Regions from separate parts of the Homo sapiens genome. Here region 2 is linked to region 1. A link is a loop called in an ENCODE intact Hi-C map of the cell type or tissue named here. Cell type or tissue: chondrocyte. All regions are shown on one strand.

Evidence for each region. Hi-C counts contacts between places; a loop is a spot of excess contacts. Peaks named below come from ENCODE experiments on the same cell type or tissue, not always from the same donor. Only the 100,000 strongest peaks of a DNase experiment are listed, where the experiment ranks them.
Region 2: it touches region 1 in a loop (3-fold over the local background); 2 of 110 quality-filtered maps call a loop at or near these places.

The regions. Positions count from the first base shown.
Region 1 is chr17:34,248,119-34,256,118 of GRCh38, reverse strand. CCL2 (C-C motif chemokine ligand 2) reads right to left here and starts at 834. Exons shown (of 3, transcript NM_002982.4): 1 at 694-834. The coding sequence starts at 769. RefSeq lists enhancers at 163-1,137, 1,138-2,112, 3,056-4,255. In chondrocyte, no CTCF peak of the experiment used is centred here; a DNase peak (open chromatin) is centred at 3,538.
Region 2 is chr17:35,575,158-35,583,157 of GRCh38, reverse strand. PEX12 (peroxisomal biogenesis factor 12) reads left to right here and starts at 4,587. Exons shown (of 3, transcript NM_000286.3): 1 at 4,587-5,262; 2 at 5,567-6,120; 3 at 6,977-8,000. The coding sequence starts at 5,137. The coding sequence ends at 7,376. RefSeq lists an enhancer at 4,508-5,323. In chondrocyte, a CTCF peak has its summit at 4,499; a DNase peak (open chromatin) is centred at 4,632.

The sequences.
Region 1 (8,000 bases):
GAAGACAAAGAGCTCATTAAATCCCAGTGCTTCTGCCTATACCTCAGAGCTAGAATGTGATCTTTGACCCAATGACTCAGTTTCCTATGCTGTAAAATGGGTATATAACATTGATAATGGACAGAGAGAAGGAGGAGCTGTTAAAGCTAGATAATGCCTACAAGTGTCATTAAGACGGACCAATAATCCAGATGATCAGCACCAGGGAAGATCAGCTGGGGAGCCCCACTATGAGCCTCCTTTTAGACTCTGAATAGGCTATGCCTGGTCATGAGTTTCCCTGATACTCATTACCTCTGCAGAGTCACCGTCTCTGGAAGCTAAGGTGAATGAAGCACAGACCAGATTCTGGGTCTCCAGCGTGTCTGGAAACAGCCTACACACCCACCCTCTCTTTGATTACCCTGATCCCCAAACTCTGCTGGAAGCAGCTGGGGGAGTAACTGCGCTGAGTGTGTTCCCAGAGCTGGAATCCTGGAAGGAGCTGGATTTGGGGTTCACAGCTGGAATTCTAGTTCAGGCTCTGCCGAGCAGCAGCTGTGTGGTTGGGCTCACCCCTTGTCCTTTTCTGAGTCACCTTATCTTGGAAAAGTAGCGTTAAAGCAAGACTGTGGGTACCACGTCTGCTTGGATGGTCCATGATAACTCAGAGAGAAGACAATGTGGTTCAAGGAGAAGAAGAGGGGGCCTTACCTGGCTGAGCGAGCCCTTGGGGAATGAAGGTGGCTGCTATGAGCAGCAGGCACAGAAGGGCGGCAGAGACTTTCATGCTGGAGGCGAGAGTGCGAGCTTCAGTTTGAGAATTGGATGTTTCTGGGTTAGTCTCAGCCTCTCGGTTCCTCTGGCTGCTGTCTCTGCCTCTTATTGAAAGCGGGCAGAGGGAGAGAGGGCGGAGTCAAGCAGGAGGAGGGATCTTCCATGAGTGATAAGTGGGCTGTTAAATCTGCTGAGCAAATGCAGCATCCTGTGGATTTCCAGGAAGTAGGAAAGGGAAGCAGGGGGTCAGGACGAGACACTTTTTCCATTCACTGCTGAGACCAAATGAGCAAATGGGGAGGATGGGGTGCCATTAAGCCCAGACTGACCACAGATGTGAACTAAGAGGGTTATTTTTAAGGATTCTGCTTTCTCTGAAGCGAAAACTGCAGAAAAGGAAGGAAGCGAGGAAACTAGATGAAAGCATGTCAGGCTCGCTGCCAGCTTACCTTCAGGCCACATTCCAAGGGGCCTCCCAGCCAGGAAGGAGCTCTCAAGCTTTGGCCGGCTCCCTGACAATGCATTAAATCCATTTGCTCATTCAAATGCAGAATAGTAGCATCATAGAAGCCTAGCAGAACTGTAGGATTGTGTAAACATTGAACTGAATTCTAAGAGTTCTAGGGTTTCAGACTTGGACAAAGGCATAGACAGCATGTAGTGCTGCAGAAGAAATGCCAGTGTCATACTCACAGAGTGCTTACTCTGCCAGGAATATTCTCAGACCTTTACAAATATTAACTCTGTAAATTCCCCAACTTTATCTAGTAGGGATTGCTAATTTTCATGTTATAGATCAGGCAACTGAGGCACAGAAGGGTTAAATAGCCTGCTCAAGGTCCCCTCGAGCACAGAACCCAGGCAGCCCTGTCCCCAGTGGGCTGCCACCTCTCTGACATACTGCTGGAAGGAAACGTGTACAAGTCCTCCAACTAGTTGCCTGCTTGGGTCCTCTCTCTGTCCTCAGCATCTTCCAAATGGGCAGACAGCTAAAGGAGAATCTAGAAACATTCCTCATGGCTAAGTCATTATGAGTTAGGAGGCTGTTGCTAGCATAGCAGGCAGCAGTGGACAAGAAGTTCATCCCTGGTTATGGCAGCTATTCTCCTGGCTTCCTTCTTAATTTCCAAGGGACATGAGTAAGCAGTGGAGGAGTATTTCGGGAATTGGAAAGCCTGACTTCATTCCTCAGTTGTGCCTTAGATTTCCTCAGAAACTACAGAAGCACACTGATAAAAACCCAAAGACCTTAGAATTCATTTCAGTGAACTGTTGTCTCTTACAAATATGATAGGAGTACTTGAGGCATGTTAATGGCTGGGCTGAGTTTAAAATTCTGATCTCTCGATTCTCCTAGCCCACTGCCTCCTCCTTCTGAGCCTTGCGGTGCCCTTGCCCAATGGGCATACAAAGACTAGTGACTTCTTTCATAAAGGGTCACTGAGGCAATGTCTATAAATGCATGGGGTTTCTTGAAAGAAAACACTTTTCACTACACTTGTAAAAAGAAACGGGTTGTATTCAACAAATGACTGTTTTATTTCTAGTAAGTGGTCAGTAATGGCATTGTTGAGTGCATTCAGGGAGTCAGGTATGGTGCTGACATACTTTCCAGCGCTGCCTGCCCAGTCCTCCAACCAACCCAGCTTTCGTTAGGTTAAAACTGAAGTTATTTGTCCAGTAACTCAGACAGAATAGTAGATGTGCTGAGACTCCCACCCAGGATGTTTCCATTCCAGAATCTCTTCTTCCTGGGACTAGACTTGATGTCTCATGATGGATATTGGTTTCCTGGAGAATCCCAGAGCAGAGACTCTATGGAGTGGCCATTTCAGACTCTGGTGGAATTACAAAAAGCAGGATGAAGAGAGAACAAATCAACTCGAGCCCTGCTTTGCTTGTGCCTCTTGAGGAGCCTTATTCTTGTTCTGCCTGAATCTCACTAGTTACTCCTTTTCTCCCCAACCAGTGTTGAAACTTCTCTGTGTTTGTCTCAGTCCTCTGCTCATGCCTCAATCCATTCTTATCCAATGAATAAAATGTTTCCAGGACTAGAGACTGTGCAACTTTGTGTAGGAATTTCTTCCTAGGCCATCTCACCTCATCTTCCAAGAAGTTTTCCTCATATCAGGGGAAACCTCTCTCTAATCAGTTAGTGCATCCTTTACCATGAACTTGGTGGACCGCATTCAATTTCCCTTTATAATCCAGTCATGCTTCGGGTTTTCTCTAGGTTAACAAGCTGAAAGATGCTGAGATCTTTAAATAAGTCTCTCCTGGCTTAGTCATATCAGCATCACTCATAGAATCCCAGAATCAATGGGCTTATAGACATCCTGTGGCATGACCACTTGTTTTTATCTGATAAAGCCACAATCCAGAGAAGGAGACCAATTAGCCCATGGTCACAGAGAAAAACTTCCCAGCTTTGCTGGCTGAGTGTTCACATAGGCTTCTGAGTGTTGGAAGCATGTCTCTACTTCAGGAAGGAGTTGTCATCTCTGGAAAGTGACTTGGCCTTTGCATATATCAGACAGTAAACACAGGGAAGGTGAAGGGTATGAATCAGAAAAGAAAGTCTTCTGGAAAGTGATAGCTGTCTGCCTCCCACTTCTGCTCTGTCAAGAAAAGATGCCCTCCCCCGCTGGGAGGTCAGTGCTGGCGTGAGAGAAGTGAGTGGAAATTCCCACTCTGAGGAGGCAGCTTTGGAAGTTCCCAGATCCCGTAGAAGAGAATGCATTTGGCTGGAGCCTGCATTCCAGATACTGGGCCCGGAGCCAGGGAGCTCTCACATGGGGCTGTGCTGGGAACATCTCGGCACAAGCCTGGGTTAGGCTCTGGCACAAACCTGGGTTGGACTCTCGCTTGGGGACACACAAGGGAAAGGCCCCCAGAGGGGCTATGGGGAAAATGAGGGTCAATGCTCTGATGCTGTCCAGAATCCTCAGTTACCCCGGGGCCTCCTCTCTATCAACTCATAGATAAAGAATGGAAAAGCTCCTCTTGGTGAATAATGCTTTCTTCATTCCTCCCGGGGTCTGACCCCACCACTAAGATCCTCTGCATGAACCTTGGTCATCGCTGCAGACTCCCACTCAGTGTCAGGGGTGAAAAAAAGAGGAAGTAAAAGTGAGCTCTCTGGAAAGATCTGAAGCCACTGCCTGGGCTCCCACCAACTTCTGCGGTTCACTTGTCCCTCCCCACCTAGTGCAGGCTCCCTTGCTGGTGCTCCCTTCACTCAGCCTTCAAGAGAGATGCACCGTAGCTCTGCACTCACCATGTCCTTTCTAGACAACCCCCACTCAAGGCCTCTCCTCCAGGCTAGCTCCAGGTAGAATAGAGCCCATTTTCCCAGGGCCGCTACTCTGCAATCCCTTTCCTGTCAAGGATGAAAATCTTTCCTTAATTTTTCACAGAATGTCAGAAAATGAACGAGACCTTAGAGACCATCTACCTGTTTCTCTGATGGGGAGACTGAGGCCATGAACAGGTTAGTGACAGGCTCAAGGTGAGATAGAAGACGAATGGCTACATTTGTGCTGGTTTGCTTATTTCTGGGCTCTCAATGTAGTGCCCTTTGTCATCTACTGCACTATCTCTTTATTATAACATTCATACAATTAGCACATACCCTGTGCAGAGCACCAGGTAGAGGACTGCACAGGGAGGGAGAAGTGAATTAGACATGATGCTTCCTTTTCAGAAGAGATGCTAAAGTAAGAATCCATGGAAAGTAGGACTGAATTTAGGAATAAATCTGATCAGTACTTACCCCAAGCTTCCAGCATCTAAGATTTCTTGCTTTCTGGATTGGATCTGCCCCAGGTCTAATTGCATGCAGTAGCCAAGAATACTCCTGAGCATGGGAATAGGGGTGGCGATGGGCATAGCATATGAGAACAGAAAGAGTAGTGGCCTGAGTTGGTGGGTGGGGGTGATGGTGGTGAGGAGTAGTGATGCCTGAGGAAGCAAGAGGCTTGTTCTTTAGATTGTCTTCTGAGCCAGCCCTCACAGATTAGCACCTGAGCCCTAGAGGGAGGAGACTGATGTGGGTTGGGGGTAAGAGTTAAATAAATTCTTAGGCTAAAGGCAGCGTGAGCCACTCTACAGCACTTTCGTGTTACACATTGGGGGAGAAAATGCTTTCCTCATTTGGGGCTTGCATTGTACAAGGTGGCCTGAGCAGTGTGATGAGGGGGTCAAGGTGCCGAACTGGGAGAGGGGGATGGGCAGGTCTTAGGGAAACAGAGATCAGATGGAGTGGAGACAGAAACACTTTTTTGACAATAGCCTTTTGTTGACTCCTTTAGCACCTGTGCTGGGGTCATCTAAGGGAACAGAATAATTGCATTAACCAGAAAGATACAGAGCGGTGAGAGTCCCAGCTGAGGGGCCCAGGGAAGGCTCGTGATGGTACATTTAAGATGGGCTCAAGGGTTGGGCAGATTTTTGAACCTTGGCGATCGGTGGGTGAAGGAGGGGTCACATTTTGGGCAAACTTACAAAGGTTGCAAATTGTAATGTGCTTACCCATCTCCTTAGGATCTTGCTAAAGTAGAGATTCTGACTGTAGGTTTGGGGTGGGCCTGCGGTTCTGCATTGCTAACCGGTTCCCAGGTGATGATACTGCTGCTGGTGCATGGCTCTGCTAGAACAACTTTAACATTTGTCTTTGGATAGGAAATGCTGGCCAGGTGGGAAAATACTGAGCAGCTCATTTTGTCCAGACCAGGACTCTTGTCTGTGGCCCTTGGATAGGCTCCCAGATCCATCAGGAGTTGTCTTCCACATTTATGTTTTTGTGCATTTTTCTGGAGAGAGGGTCAGTAGCTTCTATTAGATTAGCAAAGGCATCCATGACCTCCAAGTAGTTAAGTGCCATTGAATTTATCAGAGAGTTCTGGGCTTCAACCCAGACCTGCTGAATCACAGTCTGCATTTTTTATTTTATTTTATTTTTTTGAGACAGAGTCTCACTCTGTCACCCAGGCTGGAGTGCAGTGGCACTATCTCTGCTCACTGCAACCTGCGCCTCCTGGATTCAAGAGGTTCTCCTGCCTCAGCCTCCCGAGTAGCTGGGACTACAGGCACATGACATCACGCCTGGCTAATTTTTATATTTTTAGTAGAGAAGGAGTTTTACTACATTGGCCAGGCTGGTCTCAGACTCCTGACCTCAGGTGATCCACCTGCCTCGGCCTCCCAAAGTGCTGGGGTTACAGGCATGAGCCACTGCGCCTGGCTACAATTTGCATTTTTTTCTATGTAAAGCTGTATTTTTTCTATGTCCTCCCACAGCCCCCTCAGATGATTGTCAGACTGTGTATGGGACCCCAGAATGAAGCATGGGGTATTTGAAGACAGAGCTATGCTGGCTGAGCTGGGAGGCACCAACAGGAATAAGTACAGGCAGATAAGAAGCAAGACACAAGAAGGAAGGGAACGAGAAGGGAATACGGAAGAGAAAGAAGAGGTAGCATGGAATAACAGAAGGAGCCCCAGGTGGTGTCAGAACACCAGGGCCAAAGGCCTGGCTCTGCCTCTTTCTAGCTGTGTGGCCTTGAGCAAGTCCCTTGACCTCTCTGGGCCTCTTCTGTCAAAGGGGATTAGTAAGACAGCTGCTTCTGACATTGTCATGAGACTTGTATGAATTAATAAACCAAGAGTGCTCTGTAAGCAACTTGTAAAGAGCTGTGTCAGTCTGAGGGCTCGTGGCATGCCTTCTCAGGGGATGTCCCAGGGCACATGCCAGTTTCTGGGCATTGGATGCCTACAGTCCTGATGCCCAGTACAAGCTTCTGCTGTGATATCTTGCTATGAAAATGTGTTGGCCATTTTTATTATATAATGCATAGGGAGGTTTCCATTTCCTAAGCTTTTTTTCATCCCCATTCTGTCTGCCCATGACAAAAAGCTGAAGGTCAAAGAAGTAACCCCAGAATCAAGCCAGGGCCTCAGCTCCTCACACAGCAGCCAGCTCTCACCAGAAGGTCCCACCCTGCCAGGCCCTCTCCTGTCTCCTCACCTCATGTCACCCTCAGCCCCACTCTCTGCTTCCAGAACACACCATAGCTCCATTCCACCTTGAGGCCTTTGCCCATGCTGGACCCCAGCACCTGGTACAGTATCTTCCATGTCGTAGGTTCTTAACAAATATCATTTAAATTAATTATTAACAGTTCAAGAATCTCTAGTCACTTCCCCCAGATATCTGAACTGTAGGATGATTTAATGTCAGACAGGGAAATTAGTAAAGAAGCAAGACTTTTGGTTCCCTGAGTTCCTCACTTTTTCCATCTGGAGGAGAGATAGTGGCAGGGCTAAGGGGAGCACTGGGGAGTGGGGAGCCTGTAGCAGAGAGAGTGATTTTCAGGGGCCACATGGATTCTTCTTTGCGGATGATGTTTCTTCCGCTTGGTTGCAAAATGTTGCATGCCAAAAAGGGGAAACTTCAGCCACTTAAAAAGGCTTCTTTATTAATGATTTCAGTCGGCTAGCTGGTGGAGCCCCACATTGCAAAGCACTGGCTCCATTCAAAAATCCTCTTGCCTTTACTGTAAATTAGAGTCTGAGGAAGGAAGCTGAATAAAAATGCAAATAGTATTTGTCTAATGAGTCAGGAAAAATAGTTTTCCAAAGCACACACATCTCTGACTTAAGTGCAGGGAGTTAAAAACAAAGCATTATCAAATAATTCAACTATGCAACTTATTTATTGCTCACGGATGTGGCCATGGTAATGAGAGAAACTTTACAAGTGCACTGTTCCCCTTGGAGCTGTTTGTAATGGAGTCCGAACAGCAGGTGTGTAGGTGTCAGACAATGTGGGGCACGGACTTTTGTCTGTCTAGTTTACTCCTGCATCACCAGCATGAGGACCTAGCATCAGATGCTCAATAAATATGTAAATTAGGAAGCAATCAGAGCTGGGAGGTGTGATAGAGATCCCAGAGTTGAAAATCCCTGCACCACTGCTTAATGTAAGATGGGGAAATAAAGTTGCCCAGGATTATAGCGTTAGCGTCAGTGCCAGTGCTAGAGTGCAGACAAGCTGTATGTGTGTGTGTGTGTGTGTGTGTGTGTGTGTGTGTGAATGTGTGTATGTGTCTGTTGGGGGAAGTGCGCGTGACCTAGATCTTAGCATTTTCCAACAGGAGTGCCAGTTACTTGTGTCCCTAAGGAACACTTCTTAGTTTATAGAAACCTTATTCAAGTAGAAACAGGCACTTGTAAATAGGCACTCA
Region 2 (8,000 bases), 1.3 Mb before region 1:
CAAAAAAAAAAAAAAAAAAAAAAAAAAAAAAAAAAAAAAAAAGGAAAAGGAAAAAAAAAGAAAAAGAAAAATATTTAAGAGCTTTGATTCATACCTCTCTGCTGTTCAAAAACTTTCATCAACTTCTCATTGCCTAACATGTTTGAAAGCTATTCTTCCCCCAGTTTCCTCCATCTATGTGCTTTCTTTGGTTTTCTCATCTATAAAATGGAGGAAGATAGTAACATCTAATCATAATATTGAACAATGAAATAAATTAAATGTAAAGCACTTAGAACTATGGCTGGCATATAGCATGGACTATGGAACTATTTCCTGTAATTGTGATTATTTTAATAAATTGCACTGAGCTGCTCAAGCCAGAAACCTAGGGGTCATTCCTGATTTCCCTTTCCTTCAACTGCCACATCCAATCCATCTCCAGTTGTCAATTCTACCTTTAAAATCTCAAAGCCGTAGCTGGGCGCTGTGGCTCACACCTGTAATCCCAGCACTTTGGGAGGCCAAGGCAGGTGGATCACAAAGTCAGGAGTTCGTGACCAGCCTGGCCAAGATGATGAAACCCCGTCTCTACTAAAATTAGCCAGGCGTTGTGGTGGGCGCCTGTAATCTCAGCTACTCGGGAGGCTGAGGTACAGAACTGCTTGAACCCGGGAGGCAGAGGTTGCAGTGAGCCGAGATTGCGCCACTGCACTCCATCCTGGGCAACAGAGCAAGACTGTCTCAAAAAAAAAAAAAAAAAAAAAAAAAACAACAACTCCAAGCCATCCAACTCCCTCTATTCAATCTCATAAATCCACCATCACCTTTTGCCTAGACTATTAGAAGGCTATAAGTCTTCTCTCTACCATTCTCCACGTAGTGGCCAGGTTGTTTAACTTTTTTGGATGTATAACATACATTTAAAAATGTGCATATCTGGCCTGATGTGGTGGCTCACACCCGTAATCCCAGCACTTTGGGAGGCTGAGGCAGGGGGATCACTTGAGGCCAGGAGTTTGAGACCAGCCTGGCCAACATGGCAAAACCCTGTCTCTACTAAAAATACAAAAATTAGCCGGGTGTGGTGGCACATGCATGTAGTCCCAGCTACTCCGGGGGGTCTGAGGTGGGAGAATCACTTGAACCCGGGAGGTGGAGGTTGCAGTGAGCCGAGACTGTGCCACTGCACTCCAGCCTGGGCTACAGAGCCAGACTCTATCTCAAGAAAACAAAAACAAAAACAAAAATGTGCATATATCATAAATGTAAAGCTTGATATAAATACTGCATACCCACAAAACCATCAGAGACATCTTTAAAAAAATATAAACCTGGCCAGGCACGGTGGCTCACGCCTGTAATCCTAGCACTTTGGGAGGCCAAGGTGGGCAGATCACAAGGCCAGGAGTTCAAGACCAGCCTGGCCAACATGGTGAAACCCCATCTCTACTAAAAATACAAAAATTAGCCGGGCATGTTGGCGGGCGCCTGTAATCCCAGCTACTTGGGAGGCCGTGGCAGGAGAATCGCTTGAACACAGGAGGCGGCGGTTGCAGTGAGTCATCATGCCATTGCACTCCAGCCTGGGCAACAAGAGTAAAACTCTGTTTCAAAAAAAAAAAAATATATATATATATATTTTTTAATATATGTATATATACACAAATATATATACAAATATATAATATATACAAATATATAAATATATATTATATATTTATATATTTTATTTATTATATATTATATATATTTGTATATATTATATATTTGTATATATATTTTTATATATATTTGTATATATATTTTATATATATTTGTATATATATTATATATATTTGTATATATTATATATATATTTGTATATATATATATATATATATATATATATATATATATATATATTTGTTTATATATATACCTGATCACACATCTCTGGTGTGTGAATCCTTCATTGGCTTCCCATTGCACTTGGGCTAAAATCCAGGGTTGTTCCCATGGCCTGTGAGTCCCTGCATGGTTTGGCCTGTCTACCTCTCTAACATCATTTTGTGCTTTTCAGTTACTGCTCATTTCCTCATCATTTCACCTTTTGCCAGTTATAATAGCCCTCAAACACACCAAGCTCTTTCCCACCTTAGGGTCTTCACAATACTCTTCCTTCTGCCTAATATTCTTTTCCCCAACTCCTCATATGGCTGGCTCCTCATAATTTAGGCCTTTGTTATGTCCTCAGAAGGGCATTCCGATTATCACGTCTAAAAGATTTGGGCCTCCCAGACCTCTTATTCGAGTTGCAAATTTCTGTTTTCTTTTTTTTTTTGAGACAGAGTCTCACTCTGTCCCCCAGGCTGGAGTGCAGTGGTGTGACCTCGGCTCACTGCAACCTCCACCTCCCGGGTTCAAGTGATTCTCCTGCCTCAGCCTCCAGAGTAGCTGGGATAACAGACATCCACCACCATGCACCATCATTCCAAGCTAATTTTTGTATTTTTAGTAGAGATGGGTTTTCACCATGTCGGCTGGGCCGGTCTCAAACTCCTGACTTCGTGATCCACCCGTCTCAGCCTCCCAAAGTGCTGGGATTACAGGTATGAGCCACCATACCAGGCCCTACCTTTCCTTTTTCTTTTCTTTTTTCTGGAGATGGAGTCTCGCTCAGTTACCCAGGCTGGAGTGCAATGGTGCAATCTCGGCTCACCACAACCTCCGCTTCCAGGGTTCAAGCGATTCTCCTGCCTCAGCCTCCCGAGTAGCTGGGATTACAGGTATGTGCCACCACACCCAGCTAATTTTTTGTATTTCTAGTACAGACTGGGTTTCTCCATGTTGGTCAGGCTGGTCATGACCTCTTGACCTCAGGTGATCCACCCGCCTCGGCCTCCCAAAGTGCTGGGATTATAGGCGTTCTTATGCCATACGTTTAGTTAACTTTTGGAGTACTTCCATGGGACTATCAATCAAGACATCCTGCCTTCCCCTGGCTAAGAGTGAAAGACAGGGTGGAGAGGGAACTTGAACCAAGAGAGGTCAGTCAAAATTTGTATCACGAGCAGAGTCACAAACAGAAATTGGTGGAAGCTCGTTCACTGCAACAACGTTGCCTGGATAAGAACTTCTAATTCCTGTTAGGCAGTCCCAATAGTATTGTTAAGTTCCTGTTCTTTCAGGGCTGGCTTTACTTATTTTGTGAGCTACTCCATACACTTCTAATAAATTCCGTTTTAGTTTAAATTAGCCTGTTTGTTTCTGTTGCTTGTAACCAAAGATCCCTAAGTGACAAAAATGTTTAATTTCCTGCTTGATTTAGTTGATGCTACCTCTCAACTTTGTATTTTTGCTATTCACTTAAGAAAAGCTTGTACATAACAGTTACTATTAAACAAGCACCTAATATGTATCCAGGTGCTTCATATGGATAAACTATGTCTAGTCTTAAAACTCTGTAAGGTAAAAATCATATATCAATATAATGTCTTTTGGTAGAGTAAAAAACACTTTTTATAACTATAATTAAGGACAATTTGTAAGGTTTTCTCTCCTATTGGAATAACTAAATCCAAACCTTGTTTTTGAGGGTTCTCATTATGCAAACCAATTATTTTTATAACATAAGGGCCTCTAGGGCAGTAAACAATACCTTCTATTCCCAGCTATTTAGCCCAGAGGTGGCACTTCCCAGAGGAAGGGAGGAGAGGTGGAACTCTCATCCAAATTCAATAAGGCTGTGTCAGCCAACTTCAGCGAGACAAAGCTGTACATAACATAAAAGCACTTTACAAACCTTAAGGTAAATCACATTCATTTTGGTATAAAAACGGCATGAAAGGAAACTTTCTGTCAAGTGTCCCCAGTGCATGCTAGTTACAATTCATAAAGCTCCCTCTGCGTTAGTACTGTATTCATATCGCTGGTGGTGACATATACAACTGTGTTCAAGGATGGAGACCATTTTCATCCAGTATAGCAAGTGCATGCAGTTATGCTTGAATATAGCCAAAACCTGGAAGACGTTAAACTACCAGCTTGGATGAAAATTAACCGTCTCAAGTACTGAGGAACAAGCATGAACCTTTCTCAATCCAATCATCTTTCCTTATAATTGGCGGCAATAAATCTAAGGCTCCTATCTCCTGCTATGTCGCTTTAAATCATTTCTGGAAGGCTAAGACATATAAATTAACCACCATCCCTGCCGCACGCGTACAGCAAAGTCCTTTCCACCTCCAGATTCCCTTCCTCCCACCGCCCCTAGCTTCATCGCCTGCAGGAACACAGGGCTCAGCAACGGGCCCGAGCTCTGGCTCCCGGCGCCAGACGTCTGCGCGGTGCCCCAAACAGCTTGTCAAAAAGACCTCGCAGAGAGAGGTTCAGAGCTGTAGCTTTCCAGCGAGGCTACCATGCAGACCCAGCTACGAAAAGTAAACCAAACTAGCCAAAACCAGCCCACAAGGGCCCTCTTCTGTTTCAGCGGGGCGGGAGCGGAAGCTCAGGTGGGTCATAGAGTTCTCTAGTTCTGGTTTCCGGACCGCATTCGGAACTAGAGCGCCTCTCTTCCGCCAGGCATCCCAGAGGTCCTGGTGGTTTCATTTCCGGGTGCGGCTTCTGTCATAAAGCGGAGACCTCCCTTCAAACGTGGCGTCGTGGGTTGTTTGCGCCTCGCCTGGGGTCAGCGAGCAAGGACGGGCGCGGGCGGGGATACTCAAAGCCAACAGCTGGAGTCAGCCCTTGTGTCCCGGGCTCACAGTGGCACGACTGAATCCTCAGAGTCGGCTGGCTTTTGAGCTCTCACGATTGGGGAGGAGGGGGCGTTTCTGGTTCGCAGCTCCAGAGGATTGCGTTCCTTCCCCCATACCTGTCCCCCACAGTCACGCTCTGCCCTGACGTGCAGCATTTGACAAGTTACCCCCTCGCCACATACTACTTCCACCCACGTCCGAGTTAACTTTGTTCTTAACCTTCTTGAGACTACCCTCGGCCTCCAGGTCTTTTTTTCCCAGTTCATTTTTGCCCATAAGATTGAGTTTCGAGTTTCAGATATCATGCAGAAAGTTTACCTTTAAGACTGAGCACCCATCTGATACTCTTCCTCCCGAAAAAGTTCATGCTCACGAGAGAGTTTGTGGGAAAAGTGAAAGCCAGTACACGCAGGAAACTATGGCTGAGCACGGGGCTCACTTCACAGCTGCTTCTGTGGCCGATGACCAGCCATCCATCTTTGAGGTGGTAGCACAGGACAGTTTAATGACAGCAGTGAGACCCGCTCTTCAGCATGTGGTCAAGGTAAGGTATTAATTCTTGGAAAGGTTTTAGGGACAACTGGGTAAAAAACAAACGAATAATTTGTGCTTATTTGGTAGCCTAGCGTTTGAAATAGCCAATTTGCAAATAACTTGTATCCCATGACTTAAGAGTTACTGAGTCTCTGTTATGTGTAGAGACCTGTACTGAATACCCAGCATTTCAGGGTCCAACAGTGACTTATTTAAAACAAATTGTGTAGACTTTAGAGGAAAAGGGGGAATGTAAATAGGTGTAGAACTTGTGTAATGGAATGAATTTCACTTATTGCTTTATTTTGCTTTAGGTTCTTGCAGAATCAAATCCCACCCACTATGGCTTCTTGTGGAGGTGGTTTGATGAAATCTTTACTCTGCTAGATCTTCTGCTCCAGCAACATTATCTGTCTAGAACCAGTGCCTCATTTTCTGAAAACTTTTACGGCTTAAAGAGAATTGTAATGGGGGACACTCACAAGTCTCAGAGATTGGCTAGTGCTGGTCTCCCAAAGCAGCAGCTTTGGAAATCTATTATGTTCCTGGTTCTTCTTCCCTATCTGAAAGTGAAGCTGGAGAAGCTGGTTTCTAGCCTGAGAGAAGAGGATGAATATTCTATTCATCCCCCTTCTTCCCGCTGGAAACGATTTTACAGAGCTTTCCTGGCAGCCTACCCATTTGTGAACATGGCCTGGGAAGGATGGTTTCTTGTACAACAACTTCGATACATCCTAGGAAAAGCTCAGCATCACTCACCACTGCTGAGGCTGGCTGGAGTTCAGCTAGGTCGACTGACAGTTCAGGATATACAAGCTCTGGAGCACAAACCAGCTAAGGCCAGCATGATGCAGCAACCAGCCAGGAGGTAAGGCCTTAACATTTCCAAAAGATCTTTAGTTAGTAAATTCGAAAATCGTATCCCAGTTTTGTAAAATTCACCTCCCTGTTAACTTTGTGGCATTTCATAGAGTCATAGAAAAGCTATTCCTTGTGTCCATAAAACAAGGACTGTCATCCTGGTAACCTTCATCATTCTAGGTATACTTTAGTGCATACTTGCTATGTCCCAGGCCCTGTGCTAGGTGCTTGCTTTACGTACATTATCTCAATCCTCAACACAACCCAATGAAGTAAATGTATTAGCTCACAGTTGAGGAAACTAAACCCAAGCAGTTAAGTACCTTGCCAAAGTCACGTAGGTACATAGAAGGTGGCAGAGCTGGGATTCAAACCAAACCAATACAATTCTAAAGACTGTGCTCTGTGAGCCACTGCACCCAGCCTAAGACTGTGCTCTTAATCATGATGCTGTGCTCCTTCTAGTTCATATTTGTGTTCTCCTACAAGTTCAAATATATACATTCCTCAATACTGCTAAGTTTTTTATTAAGTGAATTGGGTTTTTTTTTTTTTTTCTGGATCACTATCTTCCACTAAAAAAAGGGAGGTCTATATAATCAAATTCTCTGATTTATCTTTCAAAACACAAAACCAAACCCTAATCATGTTACTAAAAACAAAGCTTAGCTCCTATGCTCCTAAAATATTGTAAGTTAGAATCACTTAGAATAGATCCTTAAGGAGATAGTACCAGTCTACCAACCATTCAGTCCCCCAGTGATTCTGATGAAAAATGTAAGAATTGCATTTATATTAGTCACTTTGTAATGATACCTAAATAAAGTTTCTCTCTTTGCCTCCTTGTTCTTTTCTCCCAACAGTGTTAGTGAGAAGATAAACTCAGCTCTGAAGAAAGCTGTTGGGGGTGTTGCCTTATCCCTGTCTACTGGCCTTTCTGTGGGTGTATTCTTCTTGCAGTTCCTTGACTGGTGGTACTCATCTGAAAATCAAGAAACCATCAAGTCATTGACTGCCCTGCCTACTCCACCACCACCTGTACACCTAGACTATAACTCTGATTCTCCCCTCTTACCCAAAATGAAGACTGTGTGCCCACTGTGTCGTAAAACCCGGGTGAATGATACTGTTCTTGCCACCTCTGGCTATGTGTTTTGTTACCGCTGTGTGTTTCATTATGTGAGGAGTCACCAAGCTTGTCCCATCACAGGTTATCCAACAGAAGTACAACATCTGATTAAACTCTACTCCCCTGAGAACTGAAAGGGAATCATGTCTTATCCTCACAACAAAAGTATTGCGCTGTAATGTCACAGAGCTGGTTTCAGCATGGTATTGAGTTGACACTTCTCAGCCTCAATTCATAACTATATGAACTTTAAATGATTATATGGATTTCTTTAAAAGGATATGCCCATTTGATCCTAACCTTTTAGCCTGCTCTCTAGAACCCTACTTACAGTTGACCAAGCTGCTTAAAGTAGAAGGATCAGGACTGGCAGGGGATATGAGGGCCAGTGTAGAGATTAAACAGAATAATGAGTACACAAGTTTTTGCCTATCCCTTTCCTTAAAATATAAGAAATAAAGGAGCTCTTACGAAAAACCCAGGTTAGACCGCATAAAAAATAAAGTGAACAGTGAGGTGGTAGCAAGACTTCTTTTTAGAAAAGAAAGCATTTACCTGCCTGTCTGTAAGGTGGAAATTTCATCAGTTTGCAAACGATAAGAAATGCAGACTTGCTCTTGATAGAAATGCTTAGAAACACTCTGGGGGGGAAAAAAGCTCCTTCCATATACTGTGAGACATTTGTTAAGTGACATCTATTGTTTATCAGCTTTTAAGGATAAAAAAGGTATTTTAAAAGTTGGATATTTAGGATATTT